Linked DNA regions of Mus musculus: all the other regions are linked to region 3. The links are chromatin loops, found by intact Hi-C in ENCODE. Cell type or tissue: heart. All regions are shown on one strand.

What was found. Peaks named below come from ENCODE experiments on the same cell type or tissue, not always from the same donor. Only the 100,000 strongest peaks of a DNase experiment are listed, where the experiment ranks them.
Region 1: it touches region 3 in a loop (2.5-fold over the local background); 5 of 42 quality-filtered maps call a loop at or near these places.
Region 2: it touches region 3 in a loop (7-fold over the local background); 13 of 42 quality-filtered maps call a loop at or near these places.
Region 4: a loop joins it to region 3, with 2.3 times the contacts of the local background. A loop is called at or near these places in 4 of 42 quality-filtered maps.
Region 5: it touches region 3 in a loop (4-fold over the local background); 13 of 42 quality-filtered maps call a loop at or near these places.

Annotation. Positions count from the first base shown.
Region 1 is chr8:117,105,700-117,110,699 of GRCm38, reverse strand. It overlaps Bco1 (beta-carotene oxygenase 1), which reads right to left. Exons shown (of 11, transcript NM_021486.3): 3 at 4,911-5,000; 4 at 1,918-2,065. Among named protein-coding and RNA genes, the nearest start is that of Bco1, 12 kb to the right of the region's middle. In heart, CTCF peaks have their summits at 737 (motif pointing left), 1,476 (motif pointing right) and 3,000; DNase peaks (open chromatin) are centred at 509, 629 and 3,029.
Region 2 is chr8:117,462,471-117,467,470 of GRCm38, reverse strand. No RefSeq gene overlaps it. Among named protein-coding and RNA genes, the nearest start is that of Mir7078, 5.7 kb to the right of the region's middle. In heart, CTCF peaks have their summits at 1,964 (motif pointing right) and 2,725 (motif pointing right); a DNase peak (open chromatin) is centred at 2,020; H3K27ac peaks cover 287 bases.
Region 3 is chr8:117,195,657-117,200,656 of GRCm38, reverse strand. It overlaps Gan (giant axonal neuropathy), which reads right to left. Exons shown (of 11, transcript NM_001081151.2): 8 at 4,755-4,891; 9 at 4,077-4,205. Among named protein-coding and RNA genes, the nearest start is that of Gan, 40 kb to the right of the region's middle. In heart, a CTCF peak has its summit at 2,421 (motif pointing left); DNase peaks (open chromatin) are centred at 796 and 2,336; H3K4me3 peaks cover 691 bases; H3K27ac peaks cover 3,229 bases.
Region 4 is chr8:117,567,193-117,572,192 of GRCm38, reverse strand. Plcg2 (phospholipase C, gamma 2) reads right to left here. Exons shown (of 33, transcript NM_172285.2): 7 at 3,946-4,029. Among named protein-coding and RNA genes, the nearest start is that of Plcg2, 71 kb to the right of the region's middle. In heart, a CTCF peak has its summit at 2,549 (motif pointing right); no DNase peak of the experiment used is centred here.
Region 5 is chr8:117,469,280-117,474,279 of GRCm38, reverse strand. No RefSeq gene overlaps it. Among named protein-coding and RNA genes, the nearest start is that of Mir7078, 13 kb to the right of the region's middle. In heart, a CTCF peak has its summit at 2,879 (motif pointing right); DNase peaks (open chromatin) are centred at 2,899 and 3,839; H3K4me3 peaks cover 1,052 bases; H3K27ac peaks cover 1,732 bases.

The DNA of each region.
Region 1 (5,000 bases), 90 kb after region 3:
AGCTTATATTTCTTCTGCGGCAGAAGTTCGTTGTGGGGAGCTAGTGAGCCGCAATGTTTTGTTTGTTTGTTTTTGTGCCTGTGGCTCCCATCCCACTTGCTGGTTTGTCAGGATCCTCAGCATAGAGATGGGTTGCCTCACGAAAGAAGGCTGGAAGCCATGGTGGAGACAGCTAGATCACCACCTTCCAGCCAGTCTCAGCCACTTCTCTGTGTCGAGCCTATGAAGTTCTTTCAATTCACCCCTTTTGGGAGTCCACAGAGACAGAGACGCAGCTCTTCATGCCTCTCATGATTATACTCTGGAAACAGAGCATCTAAAACCATTTACTTAAAGCAGGAATTCTACTAACAAATTGAACGATGACCCCTGCTCAGAACGGACCACAGCCTGAGAACCGTGGGATGGCTAGGCTCTAGCTATTTGCCCTTCTCCGGGACAACACAAGAAGAAGCCAAGAGTTAGGTCGGGCTCTGGCCCTTCCGGTATTTCCCAGCATGCACCAGTTGGGCCCTTGCCACCTAGTTTACAAGGAACTGGACGTAATTTCCCGGCTAAGATAGGTATTCAATTTAGCAGATCGCTCAAGTGCCTAATGACATCACTGTGGCTTTGAACAGGTAGCTGGAGCAAACTGACACGGGGATCTATTGATTTTCAGGGGAATGTTAGCCCGGTGCTTCCCAGGAAGCGGTTCTGTCTGCTGGTGCCCTTGCTCTCTAAGTAATACCTCCCTCTGCAGGTCACCCTGGGTAGAACACCCTGGGTCCTATAAGAACTACAGATACGATTTTGAGTTGTACCATCTTTCAAACATACAAAAGGAAGTCCGAACCCCAGCGCTTGTGAATGTGATCTCACGTGGCAGTAACATCTTTGGATATGTAATCACCACAAGATGATGCTGTACCACGTGGGCTGTGGGCTTACGACTTGCGTGCTTATAGAACACGGGGAATTGGAACACACAGACACAAAGGGAATACCATGGGACTGAGAAGGTGGAGATTCAAGTGATATGTCTATGAGCTGAGGAACACCGAGGACCGGCGCGAAGTCCAGGACCTGGGAGGAACAGAAAGGAGACCCTCTAAAACCTGCCAGAGCCTGGCTCTACATATTGGATTTAGAATTGTGTCTTCCATAAATGCAAGACAGTAGGGCTCTGTTATTTTAAGCCACTTAACCCTAATCCACTTTTAGGGGCGAGGATTTTTTTTTTTTTTTTTTTTTTTTTTTTTTTTTTTTTTTTTGCTTTTTCGAGACAGGGTTTCTCTGTATAGTTTTGGCTGTCCTGGAACTCACTCTGTAGGCCAGGCTGGCCTCGAACTCAGAAATCCGCCTGCCTCTGCCTCCCGAGTGCTGGGATTAAAGTGCGCCACCACGCCCGGCGAGGATATGTTCTATAGGTTTGTTTCTATATATTTTTTAAAAAGTGTATGTGCATGTGCGAGCATGTGCAGTACCCACACAGGCCAGAAGGGGGCACCAGATCCCCTGGAGCTGGAGTTACAAGTTATAGCCTGGGTGCTAAGAACTGAACTCAGATCATCTGAAAGAGTGCGGTACATGTTTTTAACCACTGAGCCATCTCTCGGCCCTATGGGAACACATGAAAAAGTCGTCATGAGGCGATTTCACCACATAGGCATCATGGAGTTTATCCGATAAAATAGCTACAGTGTCGTTAGGTAGAACCATCTTTGGGATCCCGATCACGCATGCATGTGTCCTGTAGTTGACTGAAATATACTTAAGCCACACATGACTGTGCTGTAAATAAGAGTCAGTGGGAATGAGGGCAGGCACAAAGATGGACAGCATGCAGAGCACCATGCTAAGGCAGCTGAGACACTAGAGAAGGCTTGTGGGCAGCTTAGGGGTCAGGAATGGACACTGACTATAAGCCTACCGTACCTTCTCCAAGGTCTCTAGGGTCTGGGGGTCGATTTTCCTGATGTAGTTGGTCTCCGTGGTTGCATAGAAGTCTTCTCCACATTTCATGATGTTGATCAGACAGTTGTCTGTGAAGTCGGGGATGGTGTGAGACAAGTAGGAGAAAGCTCTGGAAAGAGAGAAAACAGGCTGTGTTAGTGGCTGTGCCTGGCCGGCTGGGAAGTTCTGCCTTTTCGCCATTTAACATGTCCTGCTTCAGCGGTGAGAAAAGACTCTCAATGGGTCACTTGAGGAATCTAGGGGACCCAGGTATGAGGCTCCCTGCACAATCCACAACATGGAGCCAGGCAGCAAGTGAGGTGCTGGGGCAGTGTGGCCACACCACACTCCTCCTGAGTGTCAGGAGTGCAGGGGTCTATTCAGCTAGAGCCAGCAGGAACCGGGATGCTTCTAACTATTTTAAGTAGCCATATAGATATCAGACTTGTACCCGTAATACAAACCTAGTAAAAGCGTTAATCTCTGCTCTGGCAAGATCCGAATCCCTACTGAGTATTTAAAGATTTGTTCAAGAAATTATTTGTGGGTTTGTTTGTTTGTTCTTCTCTTTTCTTTTGAAACAAGGTTTCATTCATCCCAGGCTAGCCGCAAACTTGCTATGTACCCAAGGATATCCTTGAATTTCTGATTATCCTGCCTCCACCTTCTGAGTGTGTGACTAGGCATGGTCACACACATGCCAGCAACCCAAAGGCTGTGTGACCAGAGACAGTGGGATTGCTGGGGACTCGCTGCCAGAGAGCTTAGCTCCAAGTTTAATCAGAGACTCTGTCCAGACCTGGAGCGCTGGTCTGGTTTAAGCTTGCGCTGGCGATCAAACCCAGGGCTTTGTGGGAACATTCTACTAACTGAGCTCCATCCTCAGCCTTGTAATTCATTTTTGGCAAAAAAAAAAAAGGGGGGGGGAAGCGCATGTTCGTTAAGACTCGGGGTGCGTTTCACCAAATGGCAAACTGCAAACAGGAAGAGAACCCAAGGGGGGTTGAGTGGTACAAATGGCAAAGACTGGATGCAAGCGTTGAGTGGTGCTCCCCCTAGCGACAGAGGATATCACTGCAGGGAGTCTCCTCCAGGTAAGGCTTTGAAGTCCTTCAGGCCCACTCCCTTCTCTCTGTTGACGCCACCCCAGCTCAGCCCCATCTGCAAGGGCAAGTCGCCCTGTTCCAGGGAAGGGTGATGTCAGCCTCAGAAGAGCAGAAGCAGTTTCCCTATCTCTGGCAATCCACCCTAAATCTTTCCATGGCTCTCTGAAGTGTGTCTGAAGGGAGACAGGGAGAGCAGGCCTGACTCTCTAGACAAGAATTTAATTGCTGAATGTGTAATTCACGCACTCATCTGCTTCATAACCCAGATGACTTCAGATGTGTTCCAGAAACATCTCCCCACCCTGCCGTTCCCCAGCTTCCCACCCCCTTGACTCTCCTCTGGGATCTCTTTATGCCCTCCCTGCACAAGCAAAAATACATCTAGACTTCTGCCTTTTCCCTCCCTGAACCCAGAATGCACTTATGTGCCTTGCTTTGAGAAAGGGGTGCATGTGTGTGTATGTATGTGTATATATGTGTGTATGTGTTCGACTATGTGTTCATGTATATGTGTGTATGAGAGGGGTATGTGTGCATATGTGTGTGTATGTGTGTGTACGTGTGTGTATGTGTATGTGTCTGTGAATGTGTGTATATGTGTGTGTGTGTATAGTTCACTTGTGTGCAGGTCCGTGTACCTGAGCACATATGCACAGAGGACCAGAAGCAGACGTCCACTGCTCTGCCTCTCACTCTCTCTCACACTCTCTTGAGGCAAGGTCTCTGATTAGACCTGGAGCTAGGCTGGCTGGCTGCAGACTGCTGCACTGAGACTACAGGCGTGCTTCTACCATGCTTAGTTCTGGGGACTTGAACTCAGGACTCCGTGCTTTCTCTCAACAAGTGCTCTGACCCACCCATCATCTATCTCCCCCAGCTGTCCTGGCTGCTCGTGTGTGTCAACTTGTCACAAGCTAGAGTCCTCAGAGAGGAAGGAGCCCCAATTAAGCAAATGCCTCCATGAGATCCAGCTGTAAGGCATTTTCTCAATTAGTGATCAGTGGGGGAGGGCCCAGCTCATTGTGGGTGGTGCCATCCCTGGGCTGGTGGTCCTGGGTCCTATAAGAAAGCAGGCTGAGCAAGCCATGAGGAGCATGCCAGTAAGCAGCACCCCTCCATGACCTCTGCATCAGCTCTTGCGTCCAGGTTCCTGCCCTGTTTGAGTTCCTGTCCTAACTTCCTCGGTGATAAACAGCAATGTGGAAGTGTAAGCTTCTTCTTCAACTTACTTTTGGGCCATGGTCAGTTTTCCCCCTAGTAATAGAAATCCTAAGATACCAGCCCTACCCTGCTTTAAAACAACAGCAACATCATCAACATCACCAACATCATCAACATCCTCATCATCAACATCCTCCTCCTCATCATCAACTGTTGAACTTACTATACCTTAGGGTTGATTTGCACAGTAGCGTGAGCTAGCAGCCTCATGCCTTTCAGCCCCACTGAGGCACTTTCTTAAACACTTTTGCTGTTCTGTGTCCAACCAGACTGCTGGCAAGGACATTTAGGTTGGTTGCAGCTTTTATCATAACAAAATGACATAGCCAGGAATAACTTTGTCTATTTGTCATTTAAGACTCGAGCAAGTGTATCTCTAGACCAAAGGGAACACACATTTGTAACTTTGACTGATCATGCCCAAACCCTCTCCCACCAGCCAGGCAGGTGAACGATTTGTCAAGTGCTCTTCGCTTCCCTCGCTATCACTGATCAAGAATCTGTGGCCACAGGCCGGCCACAGTGGTTTCAGCTGGGGGTTTTAATCTATCCCCCAAAGAAAACTAATACAGGAGAAAATGTGCGCTGTTCTGAGCATCAGAAATATCCAAAAGTATGAATTTGTCAAGATCCAGAAGGGACTGTTACTTGGAAAAGATGTTTTTGCAGGGGTCCGGGTAGGCCATGGTTCCGAACTCAGACACCACGATTCTGTTGGCCTCAATGTTGGCGATGTAG
Region 2 (5,000 bases), 270 kb before region 3:
TGGCTCAGCGGTTAAGAGCACTGACTGTTCTTTTGAAAGTCCTGAGTTCAAATCCCAGAAACCACATGGTGGCTCACAGCCATCCATAATGAGATCTGATGCCCTCTTCTGGTGTGTCTGAAGACAGCTACAGTGTACTCACATATAAATAAATAAATCTTAAAAAAAAAAAAAAGAGTTGCCTTGAGGGGCCGGAGAGATGGCTCAGTGGTTAGGGGCACTTGCTGCTCTTCCAGAGGACCCAGGTTCCATTCGCGGCACCCACAACTGTCTGCATTTCCTGCTTCACAGATGAATGCAGGCAAAACACCAAATGCACATAAAATAAAAATAAATAAATCTTTTTTTTTTTTTAAAGAGTTGCCTTGGTTACGGTTGTTTCTTCACTGTAATAAAACCGTAACCAAGACAGAGGTACTCCTCAGCATAGTGGAATGCTGAGGCAGGGGCATCTTGAATTCAAGGCTACCCCGGGCTACATAAGAGACCATTGTCTTTAAAAGGATTCCAGGTCAGTTCCACCTGTTTCCCTTTTGCTTCCCAAAATGTACGCACTGGAAACAGTGCTTCTGAGAGTCTTCCTATGTAGCCCACCCTATCTAGCTTTGGGCTTAGTGCAATCCTCAGCTCCCTGTCAATGACCTCACACCCCACCTAGCAGCTCCCCAGCAGCCAGAGTGTGTATAGAAGGCTGTGCCCAACCACGTGGAAGGCATCCTGTGCCCTGGGGCATCCTGATTTCCTTCTGGATTCTCAGCCCTTCTCCTCCACACAAATGAGGGGAGGCAGGCAAGCCATGTGGAGCTGGGCCAGTCTTTTTACTCTTACATGGAGAGCATTAAAAAAAAAAAAAAAAGCCAAGGATGGGTGGGGCATGGCGGGGCACGCTTTTAATCCCAACACCTGGGAGTCAGAAGCAGGTTGATTTCTGTGAGTTTGAGGCCAGCCTGGTCTACATAGTGAGTTCCAGGACAGCCAGTGCTGGGTAGAGAGACCCTGCCTCAAAACAAACAACAAACAACCCACACAGCCCAGTGGGGTCTGTCACTGGGAGGTGTCCCTTCCATTCTAGTCTCACCATCTTGATACACCACGTGGGCCCTTGTACAGAAAGCATGTCTCTGTTAACAGGTCTCAGGGGCACCATGTGGGCATGCAGCTCCTGGGTCCTCTTGGGCAGCCACGTGACCAGTGCTTTCACCCAAACCCAGGTTCAACGCTCTGCCATCCAGGTCCCAAATTCTTGACTTCCAAATAGGACACCCTGCTGATGTCATAGCCGACCCCACAAAGGCTGTAGCACCTCCCAGTTGAGGTTTCTCCGAGGAGGGTAAGCAGAGGTCACCCAAGGGCCTCATTCAAACAGATTATGGCTGGCGTATAGGGGAGCCCAAGATGCTGCATCACAGAGGTACCAGTGCTGACGGCCCTACGCTCTGCACCCTAGCAGCCAGGCTTTTAAAGCAGTGCTCTGAAACCTGGCTGTACAGTAGAATCATCTGACCTTGTGTTACCAGGCCCCATCCCAGAGCAGCTGCCTCACTCTCTGAGGGAGCCCAGTCTTTAGTGGGTTCACAGCCCCATAGGAGACTTCAGTGTGCCGCCAGCCTCAAGAGCGGCATCTGCCTGGAAACTGACACGTACAGGAGTGATCTGGGAACCTTGACAAGCACCCAGAGCCTTCAGAGTCTGTGGTTCTAACTACCAGCACTGTAGTATAGTTTACAGATGGACCACAGCAAGGCTATAGAGGCTAACGTCCTCTCAAGTAGAATTAGAGTAGGGTCAGGGAAGAAAGCCAGCATTTGTTTTGGGATGGTGTCCAAATACTGCTAGAGTTTTCTGAGACGTAACCCAAAGCCACCTACCCTACCATGAACATCCAGGCGGGCTGTGCATTGCAAAGTCCTTTTATATGGCAGATTTTAATCTTTATTATAGTTCCCCAGCAGGTGGCAGTAGACAGTCTAAAGACCCACCAATTCAGAGGCAGCAAGGACTGCCTGGCTTCCCGTAGGTGTCACCACAGTGCAGAGAAGAGCATTTGCCCTGTCTTGTTTGTGAGGATAGAGTGGTGCACACTTGTAATCTCAGTACCCAGGAGACGGAGGCAGGAGGACCACAGCAGATTCAAGGCCAGCCTAGTCTGCATAGTGATGTCCAGGTCACCCAGGACTATTCTGTAAGACTCGGTCTCAGACAACACCACCAAAATACAAGACAAAATCCCCCAAATTACTGCCCTTCAATGGGCTGCACTGCTTTGTATTTAGGGTTGGGGAACACGCTAATAATCTCAACATTCTGAAGGGCGTCAGGATGGCGGCCAGGCAGTCCTGAGTTCAAGGCCATTCTGACTCAGTGGAAGTGGCAGGTATAAGCCAACATGCTTGATGCACAATTTGTTGTTGGTGGTGTTTTTTTTTTTTTAAGATTTATTTTATTAATATATGTAAGTACACTGTAGCTGTCTTCAGACACTCCAGAAGAAGGAGTCAGATCTTGTTGTGGATGGTTGTGAGCCACCATGTGGTTGCTGGGATTTGAACTCTGGACCTTCGGAAGAGCAGTCGGGTGCTCTTACCCACTGAGCCATCTCACCAGCCCCCGATGTTTTTTTTTTAATTGAGCTGTAAACACCTGTGACAGTAATAAATGTTAAAAATTCTTTTTAATTATCCATATGGATGTGTGTATGTGCAAATGGGTGCAATGCCCTGGGAGGCCAGAAGGGGGCATCAGATCCACCTGGGAATAAAGTTATGGGTGGCTTGCAAGCCAATCAACAGGATGTTGGGAACCAAACTCCAGTCTTCTGCAAGAGCAACAAATGTGCTTAGGGGCCGAGCTGTCTCTCTAACCCCTTAGTAATCCTTACAGTGCACTTTCCAGTAGCACACGGAGCCAGCACCATGCCATGACTCTTCTCGGTATCTAACTCCAGAATCCTGCTATCTCCAAGAGGAACCCCTGCCCCCGTCAGCAGACAGTCCATCCATCCAAACCCTGACAAACATCAGGTGGCTTTCCAGTCCTCTGTACTTGCTGATTCTGGACAATTCCTATAGATGCGATCATACCTGGGCTTTTGTGTCAGACCTCTTCTCCTCAGCATCACGGATTTGGAGATATATTTATGGTATAGGATATTTCAGTATTTCTTTCTTTATTTTAAACAATATTTATTTGTATGTGTGTGCATATGCCAAGGTGCATGGGTGGAGGTCAGAGGACAACTTGTCGGAGCTGGTTCTATCTACAGCGCAGGTTCCAGGAATAGAATTCAGATCTTCAGGCATTGCAAGCACCTTTACCTGCTAAGCCACAGAGCCAGCCCCCCACCTCATCTCTTTATAAAGATTTATTTATTTATTATATATAAGTACACTGTAGCTGTCTTCAGACACACCAGAAAAGGGCATCAGATATCTTTACGGATGGTTGTGAGCCACTATGTGGTTGCTGGGATTTGAACTCAGAACCTTCGGAAGAGCAGTCAGTGCTCTTAACTGCTGAGCCATCTCTCCAACCCCTTCTTTCTCTTTTATGACCAAATAAATATCCCATCATCTACATGGGTCTTCTGCACCCTAGGCAAGTGCTTTATTATTGAGCTATACCTCAAGCCCTGGTCTATAGACATTTGGCTGCTTCCTTCTGATGTTAATTCAAAAAGTTGTTATGCGATGTGATACAGGACACTAGTTTGAAGTGGAAGGCTTCTTGAGTCTAGCTCTCCATATCACAGAGACCCAGCTGCAGAGTCCGCAGGTCTCCTCTTGTCCTCTTTGTGTCCTTAACAAGCCCCTCCAACATAACACCACAGAGCTCTCTGCCATTACAGAGGAGGGCTTGCACCTGCTCAAGGGACTGGTGAGATGGCTCAGTGGTTAAGAGCACTGACTGCTCTTCCGAAGGTCCTGAGTTCAATTCCCAGCAATCATATGGTGGCTCACAACCACCCGTAATGAGATCTGATACCCTCTTTAGGTGTGTCAGACAGAAGTCAGCTATAGTGTACTTATATTTAATAATAAATAAATCTTTGGGTCAGAGCAAGCAGAGACTAAGCGAGCAAGGTTGACCAGAGCTAGCAGAGGTTCTAAAAATCCAATTCCCAGCAACCATCTGTATAGCTCCAGTACTACAGTATACTCAGAGGCCTCCTTTCACTTGGCATGATCTCTCCCCAGTCATTTATGTCACTGTACGGGATGGCTTTCTTGCTCCGTAGAACTGTACGTGAATACACTATTGTGTGTGTGTAATCCGAGTTAGCCAGACATGTGGCTGGTCCCATTGTCCATCTGCTCCACGGTGTTTAACTCTGGTGGACATGCTTTGCTGCTAAGTCATGCACTGTAAACCTTGCTTGTGTGTTGGACGTGTGAGCTCAGTTCTACGGACGCCCGGGGGCAGAGCTGCCTGGCCACAGTGTGCCTATTTGTTTAGTTTCAGCAGACAGGCATGCAAAGACGGCTTGTCTACTCCAAGCTTCCACCTGCTGAGGCCAAGTTTTCTTAGCTCCCCCTCTCATCAGTGCTGAGAACCAGCTAGCTGGCTCAGACCTTCCAGCGGACTGGTGACAGCACAGCTCTTGGGTGGCAGTTCTTAGATTGCCCTGGAAGGGACTCTCCCTCTCACCTGCTTCTCTCTCTCTCTCTCTCTCTCTCTCTCTCTCTCTCTCTCTCTCTCTCTCTCTCTCTCCTACACCCTAGAGATAATATATATAATCTATGTGGGTATACTGTGGCTGTCTTCAGACACACCAGAAGAGGGCATTGGATCCCTTTATAGATGGTTGTGAGCCACCATGTTGTTGCTGGGAATTGAACTCAGGACCTCTGGAAGAGCAGTCAGTGCTCTTAACCACTGAGCCATCTGAGCCTCTAGGCCCCGAGAACACACCTTTTGGTTGTGTCTCCTTGTCCAGCCTATCCTGTTCCATGGAAGAAACTCAAGCTTCTCTGTCCCCATAGCACATACATTGTGTGGCCTCG
Region 3 (5,000 bases):
TACACTCAAAGATGGAAAGGTGACACTGGCAACACAACACAGGGACCGTGTGCCAAAGCGGGAACCAGACAGAGGAAGAGGACGGGACTCAGGAAGGGAAGATGTGGCAGGAGCCGCCGCAGACTCAGGATGTGGAGGACGCTCAGCAGAGCTCAGCACAGCTCACGGACCTGAGCAGGGCGCTGGGAGGACCTCAGTGTCTACTCCACTCTGCAGAAGAGTGGAAGGGGCAGTGCCTGCAACAGCTCTGGGACTGCTCGGAGTCACGGCAGGGAGAGGCAGGAGAGAGGGGGCCTGAGAGTGAACGGTAGAGCGGGCAGTCGTCAGAGAGACTGTGGGGACAGCTGAGAACAGCACAGGGGCTCAGGGGACTTCCAGAGGAGGGAGGGAAGGCCCTGCTCTCAGTGTGTCTTTACCATGACTTGGGAGGAATTTATGGCCTTTCTTCTTTTTTCTTTTTAACAGCTTTTTAAAAAAACAAAAACAAAAACAAAACTCAGAAAGCATAGAAAATAGTAAGATATGGCATTTTTCCAGAAAAGTTTTAATCTAAAAATAAGGAACAAAGACAGGAAAGACAAGAGCTTACATACAATCTGAGTGGCCTCCCATCCAACCCAGACTGTTCATCTGACAGCAGCACTTTCCACAGTGTGCAAGAGTGCAGACCCAGGAGGGAACGCTGCCCACTGCTGGGTGGGTGCAAAGGGGGACTCTGCAGCCCCAAAGCCCGAGTGTGGGTTCCAGGTCTGCTGACCACTCAGCACCTGTGCGCCGTGCTCACTGTGAGACTGGAGGCTGACAGTGCCTGAGCCTCGTAGCTGCAGGGGAACGCATGAGGCAGGCAGTGACTGTGTAGCATCTGGTTTTGCTCATGCTCAGTGTTTTACAAATGCCCTGAGTGTCACTGACAAGAGGTCCTGGCAGCTGCTCTCTGTTTACACAGGGGAGTCTGGGAAAACAAAGGCTGGAGATGCATGGTGTATATTAGAAAAAAAAGGTTTTAAGATTGGGAACTTATTTTTTGTGTGTTTGTGTATGTATTCATGTGTGATGATGTTATATTCACATGTGTTTATGTATGTATTCGTGTGTGATGGTGTGCTTGCACACGGGTCTAGGCCGATGTCATACCTGGCTTTCTTGAGGGTACCAGGGACAGAATGAAGACCCGAAGGTTTGAGCAGCAAGTACTTTACTGACTGGCCCCCCTCCCCCAACCCCTTTAAATACAAGGATGGGGCCAGGGACATGCTCAGTGGTAAAGAGTGCTGGCTGCTTTTCAAGAAGACCTAAGTTCGGGTCCTAGCATCCATGTCTGGTGCTCACAACTCCAGCTCCTAGGGATCTCACACCCTCTTTTGACCCCCTTGATCATCTCCCACATATCGCACACATACATAAATAAGTAATAAAAAATAAATATAAGGTCCGGCATGGTGGGGAGTCAGAGGCAGGCAGGCAGATCTCTGTGAGATCATGACATGCCCAGACTATATAGAGTTCCAGGCCAGTCAGGGCTACAGAGTGAGACCTCGAAACAGAAACAGAAAAAGAAAGAGTTAAAGTAGACACATAGAAACAAATCACAGTTGGTGAGATGGCTCAGCCGGTGAGAGCACCGACTGCTCTTCTGAAGGTCCTGAGTTCAAATCCCAGCAACCACATGGTAGCTCACAACTATCCTAATGAGATCTGACTCCCTCTTCTGGTGTGTCTGAAGTCAGCTACAGTGTACTTATCTATAATAATAATAAATAAATCTTAAAAAAAGAAACGAATAAGAAACAAAGCATCGCCCTCCTTCCCATCACAGCGCTGTGGTCTCCTACTCAGAAGGGACTCTGAGCAGGCTGACTGGAACCCAAGGTTCTTCTAACAATACAGTGTGTCCCGGCACGCCTGGGAAGTGTTACAGTCAGACTTGATCCCACCCAAGGCAGCAGACAAAAGGAAAAGAAAGGTAAGCAAACGACTCTGACATGTTGCAGCTCACGCTGACTACGCACGGAGTCAGCCATCACAAAAAAGTAGTTTATCAGAAGGCAAACACACTGCTACTGCTTGTTAATCAGGCGGGACAGACTGTCTCCCGCTCATCTGGGCAGGAGATGAATACACTATTTCCTACGGAGGCAGCCTCCCCCACTGTGGCTTCTCAAAGGAGAAGTAAGAAGCCTGACATCCCCTCCACCCCCCAGCAAATGCCTTCCAAGCTGCCTCCTCATTTTCTGTCTACTGAATTCCCCTGGCAATCTCCCTCTGATGACGGGAAGTAAAGACTCGTCTGAAGTGTCTGAGAGGGAAAACACGTGACAGACCAGGCAACAGTCACAGGCATGTCTAACACTGTGTCTGTTTATTCTTCGCCGATCTCAAAGTCAGGAAAGGAGGCGCTATCTTATGGCACCCCCATCTGGTAATAAAGTGCATAGGGCCACACTGTGCAGCAGGCTCCCCTGGGGATCTGAATACGTCACTGGAGTGAGAACACTGCCTGGTGCTTACGAAAATGTGTGAGAGGAGGGGAGGGGCAGTGCCTACCACAGGCTCACGCCATGGCCTGTCTGGCATTTTTAAAAAGGTTGTTCTTCTTACATTTATTCATTTACTGTGTGTGTCTGTGTTGTGTGCTTGTCTCTCTCTCTCTCTGTGCCTGTGTATCTGTATATGTGTGTGTCTGTGTATCTGTATATGTGTGTGTCAGTGTCTCTGTATCTGTACATGTGTGTGTCTGTGTGTGTGTGTCAGTGTCTCTGTGTATCTCTGTTGTGTTTGTGTCTGTGTGCATGCACTGACAAGCTGTGTGGAGGTCAGAGGACAGGCTGTGGGACTCCGCTTTCTTTCGCTTTTGGGGGTCGGTCCTGGCAATTGAATCCTGACAGTGTTTTAATATCTCAGACACCAGCTCAATTGACACATGATGCACTGAGCATCTGATGCCTGTCAGGTTTCCTACTGGAGGACCACGTGGGACCGAGCCGTGTATACACTCAGTTAGCAGTTAGGAAGCCAGCCCTATGTGCAGAAGCTTAGGGATCAGGGTCTGAGGTGTGTGTGTAAGCATGGAAGAGGACAGCAAAGGCTTTCTCTGGAGAGTGACAGCTTTGGAAACAGCCAAGTTAACTAGATGGGCAATGAGGGGTATTTCAGGCAGAAGCAGCCTAGAGATGAGCTAGCTAAGGGCTCAGTGTAGAGCCTCTGGGCAGACAGCAGCAGGAAAAGCAGATGCAGGCCCTGTCATAAAAGGCTACATATGGCCAGGTGTAGTGGTGCAAGCCTTTAACCCCAGGCAGAAGTAGGTGGATCACTGAGTTTCAGTGTCAGTCTGGTCTATGTAGCAAGTTCCAAGATAGCCTGGATTACACAGAGAAACTCTGTATGCAAAACAAAACAACAACAAAAAAGCAGCCATTACACTAACAGGACAACGTCAGATATGTGCTAAGTTCCAGGTTCCGTGTTGTTTCCTTAAGTCACTATGGTGGTTTGAATGAGAATAAACCCCATAAACCCATATATTTGAATCCTTGGTCCCTAGTTGGTGGAACTGCTTGGGAAGGGTTGCAGGGTGTGTGTGTGTGTGTGTGTGTGTGTGTGTGTGTACTTGTCGGAGGAGGTGTGCCACTGGTAGTGAGTGGGCTTTGTGGTTCTAAGAGACTCATCATTACCAGTCCTCTGACCCCCTCCCTCCCTCCCCCCCTCCTTCCCTCCCTCCACCTTTTGGATGAAGATGTAACCCCTTAGCTGTTCCTACTGCCACGCCTTTGCTCCAGCCTCACAGACTCTAACCCTCTAACACCATACGCCCAATGTCACGTGCTCTTCTATAAGCTGTCTGAGTCATCATGTCTTACCACAGCAACAGAGGAGTAACTCAGATATCAACTTCTCAAGTCACTGAGAAAATACCCAGCATGCAGTGGACACACCCCCTAAGGAGAGAACTCAGTGATGTCACTGGGAATCAAAGCTGAGACACACCCCTGAAGCATGGAGGGAGGGACAGGAGGGGAAGCCTGGAGAGTCTGCTGCATGGGGAGAAGGGCAGGCGTGGAAGCCTCTAGACTGATTACCTCTTAAACTCGTCATGATAGAACTCGGACTTGCAGGTGACCATCTCGCTGCCCTGGATGTCCTCTCGACTTCGGACGCCTCCAAACACATACAGCTCCATGGCAACACCACAGGCCACTGCTCCAAACCTGCAGGACCACAGAACACAGATGCTGGCTTAGAACTCAGGACCTCAGGGTAGGCTGGAACCCACCATGTACATCGGACTGTCCTTGAACTCACAGCAATCCTCTTGCCTCAGTAGTCTCCAAGTGCTGTGATAGAGGTATATGTGTGCTTGAGTGCACTTGTATGTGTGTGCATTTGAGTATGTGAGGCCCAACGTCGATATCACTAGTGATTTCTTATTCATTAATGCAAGGTCTCTCAGTTGAACGCAGAGTTTGCCGATAGGGCAGTCCAGCTAGCCAGCTTTCTTAGGGATCCTTCATCTTTGTCTTTCCAGTGCTGGGACCACCTGCCTGACATTTACTTGGATATTGGGGATCTGAGCGCTGGCCCCCATGTTTGTGCAGCACAGTACACACTTTAACCCTGAGCCATTTCCCCAGCATCGATTGTACCTGCAATGCTCTGTGCTATATGTGCATATGGGCCTTCTGTTTTAGGGACTGCTAGGTTCTGGGGACTCACACATCAACAGTAGCGTACTGATGGGCACACACACTCTGCCTCACCTCCTCTCTTTCAGTGGGCATATGGCAGTCCATTGCTGGGTCCGTGGGTCGTAACACTCCACAGACTCAAACAGTTTTCCATACGAGCCTCCGCCCATGGCATAGATTTTCTTTTTCATAGCTGCATAGCAGCCAATCTGAAAGGAAAGAACAATGGTGGGGAAGGGGAACATTTGTCATTAGAACTGGATGGAAAGACAGCAACTGGCCCAGAGCAGGGTCACATAGGTAGAACAAGCTCTGACT
Region 4 (5,000 bases), 370 kb before region 3:
TCAAACAGAGAGAGAGAAGAGAGAGAGAGAAAGGGAGAGAGATTTAAATTGTTGTTTATTGTTGTTTTTACAAAGGCTGGAGATACAACTCAGGGTAGACAGGTATTTACCTGGATTTGACTCCTAGCACTACACATACAACATGCACACACAAACACACATATATCACAAACACCATACACACTGCACACATAACACACAACATACTACACACACATAGTATACATACCCCATATACACACATACATACACACCACACATACCACAAGCACACATCACAAAAACAGCACACATTACACATATATACACAGCATACACACACATGCATACACACCACACACATATACACTACATACATACACACTGACATACATGCACATTGACACACACGCACACACCACACATACATTCATCACACATACACACACTACCCCCACCACCACCAGAGACCACCTCTGGTGTCTCTGTCACATGTCTCTGACTCCATGAGTGCCACCAGGCTGTCCCCACCACAGTGGACTGAGACCGTGGGCCACAACTCAGCCTTTCCCCATTGGAGGTCTTCTATCTGGGTACTGTGGTCCCGGCAACAAGCGGTAACTTACACTGTTCTGTGTTTACTGCTGTATTTCAGACCTTTAATATTTCACAGATGACCCTTTTACCATTCTGCTTTCAGGGCAGAAAAGGAACATAGGGCCATATCAGCTCTTCCCTTGTGCCCTCTGAAATGTCAACCGCACATTCGAGGAGCTGAGATGCGCCTCCCTTCTGATCTCCATCTGCACCAGCTCACTGGCTGAGCCCTGTGCACACACATGCACATATATGTATAGATACAGATATGCACTCATACACAAGACTCATGTGTGTGTGCATGTAAACACAAACATACATGCTCACATGCACACATTGAGATACGCATATGCACACAGGTGTACCTACACACTTTTGTGTGCACGCATGTACATACACATATGCTCCTGGACTGTTTCTAGCTAACAGCCTGGCAAACACTCTGTCCACCTTGCCTGCCTGATCAATAACACAGTGATTGTGTAAAGGTGAGATGTATTCTAGGTGGAAATGACCCTCTAGTCACTGGCCTGTGACAGATCTTGTAAACAGCTCTGCGTCCAACAGTCAAGTCCTCTGGCCACCCACAGGCTGGAGATAGGGGGTGCCCCAGGTACCTGGGTGTCCCATACTCTGGAAAGATGTCTGGAAACATCTCTCATCACCAGCCTGAAGGTTGGACTACCCGTTCAAATTCAGAAGCACTCACACACACACACACACACACACACACACGTTTCTTTTGAGAAGGTGGGGTGTCAGGCATGGCAAGGAGATTATTGGCCTCATTTGGCACTTGGCTCACAAGCCAAATGAGGATGTAGAAAGCATTTCTTGGTGAGGCTCTGTGGTCAAACCTAACCCAACAGGGAGCCTGGGTGGACACTGGGGTCTGAGTAACTCCAGATATCAGTGAGCCTGTCCACCCCAGTGAGCTGTCAGCAGGGTCAGAGGACATGTCTGTGCCAAGCACGGTACCCACTTGGGTCATGCAAACAGCTGTTGTACAAGTCAGATGACTGACTAAAATAATGGAGGAATTATTCTCCTCATGCTCAAGGAAGGCCCCAGCTGGACAGGGGAAGGGACCGACAAAGGGAGAGGAAGACGGTAAGACCCACAGGGCTGAAGATGGGGAACTGAGTTTCCAAGGGCCGGAGGATAGCACAGCACGCTGACAGTCTCGTCTTCTGAAGGTGGGAGCAATGAGTTTTCAGGAGCCCAGGGACAGTCACCAGGGTAGAAACCAACCAGAGTGTCACTGCTAAATCTGAGGATTCCTATCCCCCATCCCAGCTACCTCAGGCTAGAATCACCTGCATCCAAAATGATCCATCAAGCCATCAGGATATCTCAGGGAATGTGGGCCCTTCCCTTCCGACACTTGGCCATGAACAAGCTGGGTGGGCAACCTCTAGACTTACTGGACACACAATCCCTGGCCTGACCCCAGGTGGTCTCTTGGGCTCTGTGACCTAAGAGGGGAAGGAGAAGGGGAAGGAAGAAAAGGAGAAAGAGAATGAAGAAGAAGAAGAAGAAGAAGAAGAAGAAGAAGAAGAAGAAGAAGAAGAAGAGGAGGAGGAGGAGGAGGAGGAGGAGGAGGAGGAGGAGGAGGAGGAGGAGGAGGAGGAGGAAAAGGAAGAAGGAAGAGGAAGAGGAAGAAGGAAAAAGAAGAAAAAAGGAGGAGGAAGAGGAAGAAGAGGAAGAAGGAAGAAGAAAAAAGGAGGAGAAGCAGCAGCAAGAAGAAGGAGGAGAAGGAGAAGAAGAAGAAGAAGAAGAAGAAGAAGAAGAAGAAGAAGAAGAAGAAGAAGAAGAAGACGAAGAAGACGAAGAAGACGAAGCAGCAGCAGCAGCAGCAGCAGCCTCACCTAGACCTCTGGGTTTTAAATGTAGGTCATTAATTTTAAAATGCCAACCCACAGGCCAAACCAAAAATGAGATACCAACTCAGGTGCCATGTGGCATTCTGACCACCAGAGGGCGACCTTGGCATGGCTGAATGTTTTCCCAGGGTTCCACCTAGCACATTCCAGGGAGAATAGGGAGTCCTTAAACCTCAATTCAATCAGTATGTTTCTCCGCCCTCCCCACCCCTCCCTCCTCCTCACCCCCTCTCTCCTTTCTACCATCCTCCCTCCCCTTCCTCTCCCTCTCTCCTCTCTCTCACATGCACACAAGCCTACACAGAAACACACTTTTTGTTTTTTTAAGCTGTAATAAAAAGTTTAGGTTGTGGCTGAGCATTGGGGAAGCTGAAGTAGGAGAGTCAATTTGGGGCCAACCTGGGCTACATAGCAAGTTCTAAGACAGCCTAGGCTACTATCGAGGTCACTTCAACGTGAAAGAGTGTAAGTTGAAATACATCTTGGATTGGGGATGAGGCATGCTGTCTTAACAACAACAGAAAGTGACTAAGAAAGGAATTTAAGTGAGGCTTAAGGAGGCATCCTAGTAGGAACCCAGAAGACAGTGGCAAAGTGTATGTGTCATGTATGTGTGGTCATATATATATATATATATATATATGATATATATATGATAACATATATTCTGTGTCACTGTACATTGCATGTGATCTGCTTTTTAATTTTGATTTCACAGGGGTTAACAGTTTATGACAATTCCAAGAGTCTCAGAAGAGACCCTGAACTTTACGGTGGTCTCGGGGCTAAAAGACCATGGGGACTTTTGAAGTTGGACTGAATGCCTTTTGTACGATGATGTTCCACACGCCTATTTTGGCCAGGGAGTGGGAAATGCTGGCTTGAATAAAAATGGGCCCCATAGGCTCATACACTTGCATGTTTAGTCCCCAGTTGAATATCTGTAAGGATTAGGGGGTATGGCCTAGCACATACAAAGCCCTGGTCCCCTCCTGACCCTATAACCTGCTACCTCAGGGTAACTCACTCTATAATCCCAGCGCTCATTGGCTGGAGGAAAGAGGATTGGAAGTTCAAGGCCAGCTTTACATGAAGTTGAGGTCAGCCTGGACTACAGAAAATCCTGTCTCAAAAATAAAGTCATAAAATCATAAAACTCAGAGAAGGCTATGAATAATTTGCAGGATTTCCTTCCTAGGTGATCTAATAGTGTGCTGTGCATTATACTGTATTTTGTTTTTCATATACTCAGAGTTATGATCAAATTTATGGCTATGGAATTCCCACCAGGAAGATCAGCAACCCCCATGCCCTGACGTGTCTCCTACAGCTCCACCATGGTTGCGGCCGTTTGCTGGTCTCCTGAAGTCATCCACGGTCACTCTTGCCCATGCGTCCTTGACTCAGTGGGAAGCTAAGCCTTTCCCTGTGGGCTTCTCGGCTCTGCGCCTGAAGCAAACACGAGAAGAGCCGAGGGTCCTCTTACCGATTTTTGCTGGTCAAACATGAGTTTCTTATAGAAGAGATGGAACTGTTCAAAGCTGAGCTCATCTTTCTGTGCGCCGATTTCCTGCAAGCACAGAAGGCAAAGGTGAGCGCACATAGTCGGGTGTCCACCCTCACACCTCCGCCCTCTACACAAGAACTGAACAGCTGGAGGAATCAACCCAACGTCCTCTGAAGTCAGTGATTCCCTAGCCTATATGTATATATATGTGCATTCTTATGTAAACACATATACATAAGAATATATATATATACATATGCATATATACAACAATTCCAAGAGTCTCCTAAGAGACTTTGGACTTTACAACAGTCTTGGGACTAAAAGGCCATGGGGACTTTGAAGTTGGAGTAAACACATTTTGCATGATGATGTGACTACATGTCTATTTTGGCCAGGGAGTGGACCCGTGTATGTGTGTGTGTGTGTGTGTGTGTGTGTGTGTGTGTGTGTGTGTAAGTGTTGTACATATATACATACATACATACATACATACGTGTATGTATAAAGAAAGAGAGAAAACCACACAGGGATTAATAATAACATTTTTCTCTTCTCCCTCTCTGTCTCTCACGCCTGCTTTCTGTCTTGAGGAGGAGGAGATGGGCAGGTCCAAGAATGGCAGGGTCAGGATCAGCTTGGGTCTGCTGTCCCAGGAACTCAGTAGTACTCAAAGGAATGAAGTTGTTCAGCAAGGGGAATCCCACGAATGACACTGACATGACTGGGTGAGCCTCCTATGGGGGCTCCCCGGACCACGTGTTCATTTCCCGACAGCATCTCTCTGTGGGAAAGTTTCACCTTCATCTCCTCCATCCATCTATCCTTGCCCCCTGCATCCCATCATTCCTGGGGCAGAGAGACTTTGCTGGCTGTCCCACCCACAGCTCAAGAACATAGCCTACTTCAGTAACGGGGGAAGAAAGGACAACAATTAGGAAAATGGGCAGTTAGAGTAAGAGGACAAAACGCAATGGCAGATGTCCTCAGTACCCTCTCAAAGGCATCTGCCGCAGCAGTTTACAAAGGACCCA
Region 5 (5,000 bases), 270 kb before region 3:
AATGCTCTTCCAGAGATCCTGAGATCAAGTCCCAGCAACCACATGGTGGCTCACAGCCATCTGTAATGAGGTCTGATGCCCTCTTTTGGTGTGTCTGACGAGAGCAATGGTGGTGTACTCATGTATAAAATAAATAAATAAATCTTTTAAAAAAGAAAAAGAAAAACAAAAACCAAAAAAGCAAACAAATAAAAATCACATTGAGCATAACTAGCAAGACTCTTTCTCTTTCTTTGTTTCTTTCTTTCTTTCTTTCTTTCTTTTTTTTTTTTAACAAATTCTTTTTTTTTTTAAAGATTTATTTATTTATTATATGTAAGTACACTGTAGCTGTCTTCAGACAGCACCAGAAGAGGGAGTCTGATCTCATTACAGATGGTTGTGAGCCACCATGTGGTTGCTGGTATTTGAACTCTGGACCTTCGGAAGAGCAGTCGGGTGCTCTTACCCACTGAGCCATCTCACCAGCCCCTCTTTCTTTCTTTCTTTCTTTCTTTCTTTCTTTCTTTCTTCCTTCCTTCCTTCCTTCCTTTCTTTCTTTCTTTCTTTCTTTCTTTCTTTCTTCCTCTCTTGTTTGTTGTGCTGTTTTTGGTTTTGTTTTGTTTTGACTGAGTAAACTGTGTAGCCTGCCCAGCTAGGGGCTTGCTTTTCAAAGGGTCCTGTGGGCAGAACCCAGGGCCTTGTGTGCTCTAGCGCTAGTTCCTCAGCCGCAGTGAGTCCATTGTTCTCTCCTTGGGGACACTTTAAAAGCCAATTTATATAAAACAGTCAATTAAAGAGTTACCAGGCGATCACAGCTGGTCCTGACTTCAAAATAGAAAAACGAGAAAGAACAAGGGAGGAGAGATAACCAACGTGAATGTCTCCCGATACTCACGGTAGATGAACGCATGAGCACAGTGTGGGCTGTGGGCCTGTGAGATGGCTCAGCACATCAGGGGGCTTGCTGCCAAGTTTACAACCTGGGCTTAATCCCTGGGACCTCCATGGCAAAAGGGAACCAGCTCCCAGACACTCTCCTCTAACCTCCACTTGTACCCTGTGGCACATGTGTGCCTGCACACACACACACACACACACACACACACACACACACACACAATTACTTGTGTCTACACAAAACACAATAAACTATTTTGGGGTGGGACATGTATAGAGAGTGGAATATTATATAGCCATGAAAAAGACGGCAGTGATGACCCATGCTACAATAAGGATGACCCCGGAAGACATATTCAGAGAGATAAGCTGGATGCAGAAGGTATGCATCATTTGATTCCACTTATCAGAGATCCACAGAGTAGCTAAATGGAGCAGTTAGAGACACACATCAGAAAGACATTGTCAGACACTGAGAGAGGAGATGGAAATAAAGAGTTAATGAGCCATGTGCAGAAAAAAGTGATTCAAACCAGGGGCTAGGGATGTAGCTCAGGGTGTGAACATGCAAGGCCCCAGGCTCCATCTCCAGTAACGTGGCACACACAAGAAGGTCAAAATGACGAGTTTAGGATACACACATTTTAATTACATTTAGTGGCGCTGGGGGGCTGGGCATACACACTCCATAACACTCATGTGAAGATCAAAGGACAACTTAGGGGAATTGGTTCTCTACCCACAACATGCGGTTCTCGGAGATTCAACTCAAATCATCAGGGTTAGTGGCAAGCACCCTCATTGCCTAGTGCTTGCTAACCACTTGCAACAGAAACAAAAATGTGTTCCCACAGACAACAGCATGCCACATCTCTTGCTTGGGTCATTTAACATGTCTGGGGGACTTTCCCAGGCAGTCAGGGACCAGAGTTAGTTCGGGGCTAGTCTCAGGTCTTGATGCCCTGGGGAAATAGCTAGTACCTCCAGGTGTTCATCTGTTCATTTAGAGGTTTTTAAAGGATGTGCACAGACTAACCGGCTGGCAGACACTGTGCCTTCAAGAGACAGAAGTGAACTCCTGCCAGGCTGTCCCTGCCTGACCAAGGAGAAGAAGTGTGTTAAGCAGTCCTGAGCACAGAGAGGTAGCTGTGGTCAAAACGCCCATTTTCAGGAGCTAGAAAGCTGGTAGCTGGTGGCAGGGGGTGGGGGTCACACCGATTTCAGGGCAGAAGCAGATCCCTTTAATCCCAGCACTTGGGAGGCAGAGGCAGGAGGATTTCTGAGTTTGAGGCCAGCCTGGTCTACAGAGTGAGTTCCAGGACAGCCAAGGCTATACAGAGAAACCCTGTCTCGAAAACGAACAAACAAACAAAAACAAAAACAAAAAAATCAAAAAGGGGCGATCGATCCTTGAGACACTGCAGGAGTCTGAAGAATGCTCACAGTAGAGGATTTGGGTCGGGGACCCAACTCTTACCTTGTCCCTGTTCCACAGTGATTGTCAAAGCTCACACCTGGGCCACCACTGGAACAGCAACCCCAAAAAAAAAAAAAAAAAGCCACAGTAACCAACCAGGGTCAAGGGTGACAGCAACGGGAATGAGAGAGAGTACTTTATCCACCCTCACACCCGGGCTGGGGAAGAACCAGAGAGGGGTAGTTCAGAGGAACACATCTGAGATAGAAGCCTTCTTCAGCAGTCGTTAAGAAACTAGAAAGAAGGCTGGGCGGTGGCAGTGCATGCCTTTGATCACAGCACTCGGGAGGCAGAGACAGGAAGAGCTTTGTGAGTTCAAGGCCAGCCTGGTCTGCAGAGTGAGTTCCAGGACAGCCAGGGCTACACAGAGAAACCATGTCTGGAAACAACAGAAGGAGACCAGAAAGAAGGACATGACAGAACTACCGCCTGGGGGGTGGGGGGTAGCTCAGCTCTCGCTCAGTGTCTACAACCTGGAAACTTTAGGGCTCTCCTCATTCCCCTTCAAGGAGCAACCAGCAGGGGGCAGCCGAGCCCTAGCACTGTCCCTCCTCCACCCTTTCCATCTGCTGGCTGCTGTTTTCTGATACAAGCATGGCCCACAGAAATATTTGTGGAGCCCTCAAATGTGGGGCAGGGCAACACCCCAGCACTCCACTTCACCCAGTGGAGGAGCCTTGCCCAGATCTAGTGAGGGAGGAGGGCAGGCAGAAACCTCTTCTACTGCCCCCTCCTCCTTCCTTTCCTTCTCTCTTTGAGACAAGATCTCTGTAGCCCAGGTTAGCCTCTAACTCACTAAGTAATGGGGAATGACCTTGAACTCCTGGTCACTTTTGCCTCCATCCTCCAAGTGCCGGGGTTACAGTATTTATCGCCTTACCCAGTTCTATCTGGCACTTGGGAATGAACCCAGGACTTTGTGAAAGATAGACAAGCCTTCCACCAACTGAGCTATAGACCTAGCACAGAATTGGTGCTCTTTGCCCTCGGCTGGACCCTTCTGAAGGAGGAGATCTGCAGAACGCCCAGCTCCTGCAAGGATACTACAGTTCCGCACTGTAGATTCTAAGATTACAGTTTCTAGACCCCAAAGCGGGGGATCCAGGTTCCATCTCACAGAGTTTCCCGTCCTTCTACCTTCGAAGCCAATGCAAGAACGCAGCCACATCTGAGACCCAGGGGCGGGCAGGCAGGGAGCCCTCCTGGTCCTGGCACCCTGACTCCTCCTCCCTGCAGGAAGGACTGTGCTCCGGGCTGAGCTGCAGCCTGTGAGCCTCAGCCTACTCTGACTGCTACTGCCCTCCTTCCCAGCCTGGTGTGTGTGTGTGTGTGTGTGTGTGTGTGTGTGTGTGTGTGTGTGTGTGTGTGTGCGCGCGCGCGAGCGTGTTGAAGGGGGGAGCTCTGCAGCAGCTGCCTCCTGTAAGGGAAACTGGGTCTCCATGGTAACATTGACGTCAGGGGCCCAGGTTGGGAATGAGGCCTCCCGCCCCCAGTGGCCAGCTCAGCCCAGCCTCAGCCCTGATCTGCAGCAGCTGGGACCCCGGAGTGCTGAAGCCGCCGGCCTTGCCCTCTGATCTGACCCATTAGGGGATGCGGGGATGCCAGCGGCCCTCGACAGGTGCATGCATCCCGGTGGACCTTGCTACCTGTCCTCCTTTGGCAGCCCCCATTTTGTCCTCAAAGTGCCCTCAGCTGGTTGCTTGCTTAACAGACCCTGCTTCCTGCTCCATTTATCATCAGCCCCCTCCCACAGCGCATGTGCACTTAATGAGAATGGGGAAGAAGGTGCCGGGAAGGCAACCATTTCCCAGCTTATCATTTAGCGCACACCCCACTCTATACCCGACCCCAGTTCATTGTTCTGGGATAAAGATCCAAGAGGCCTTAGTTAGCCCTTCCTCTGCTGTGCAGATCTAGAGGTCTTCCCTCCGGTCTCTCCAGCCCTTCCCAAAAGCCTGGCCCTGCCTAAGGGTGTCCCGACATGCTCTCCCTCTGCCTGGAAGACTGGTTCATCTCCACTCTGGGGAGTCATTCCCAGAGTCTTCCCGTCTGGACTTAGGCAGCCTCTGAACCCAGGCTCCTCTCAGAGGTCCTGTGCCTTTTATCCACTCTCCTCATGGCTGCCTCCTCACTTAGACTGGGTGGGGCTTGAGGTCACAGATGGCTTGTGTTTTATACGTTCCTGAGTCCTTGAGGTGCCTGTGTACAATAGATGTATATGCTCTCTCTCTCTCTCTCTCTCTCTTTCTACACACACACACACACACACACACACACACACACACACACACACTGGTGAGATGGTTCAGTGAGTACGGACATTTGACCCCAGGTCTGGCAGTCTGACTTTTATTTACTTATTTATTTTTTCGAGACAGGGTTTTTCTGTGTCCCTGGCTGCCCTGGAACTCACTTTGTAGACCAGGCTGGCCTCGAACTCAGATATCCACCTGCCTCTGCCTCCAAAGTGCTGGGACTAAAGGCGTGTGCCATCATGCCCGGCTGACTTTTTTTTCTCTTCTATCTTTCTTTCTTTCTTTCTTTCTTTCTTTCTTTCTTTCTTTCTTTCTTTCTAGATTTATTTATTCTATATATGTGAGTATACTGTAGCTGTCTTCAGACACACCAGGAGAGGGTATCAGAT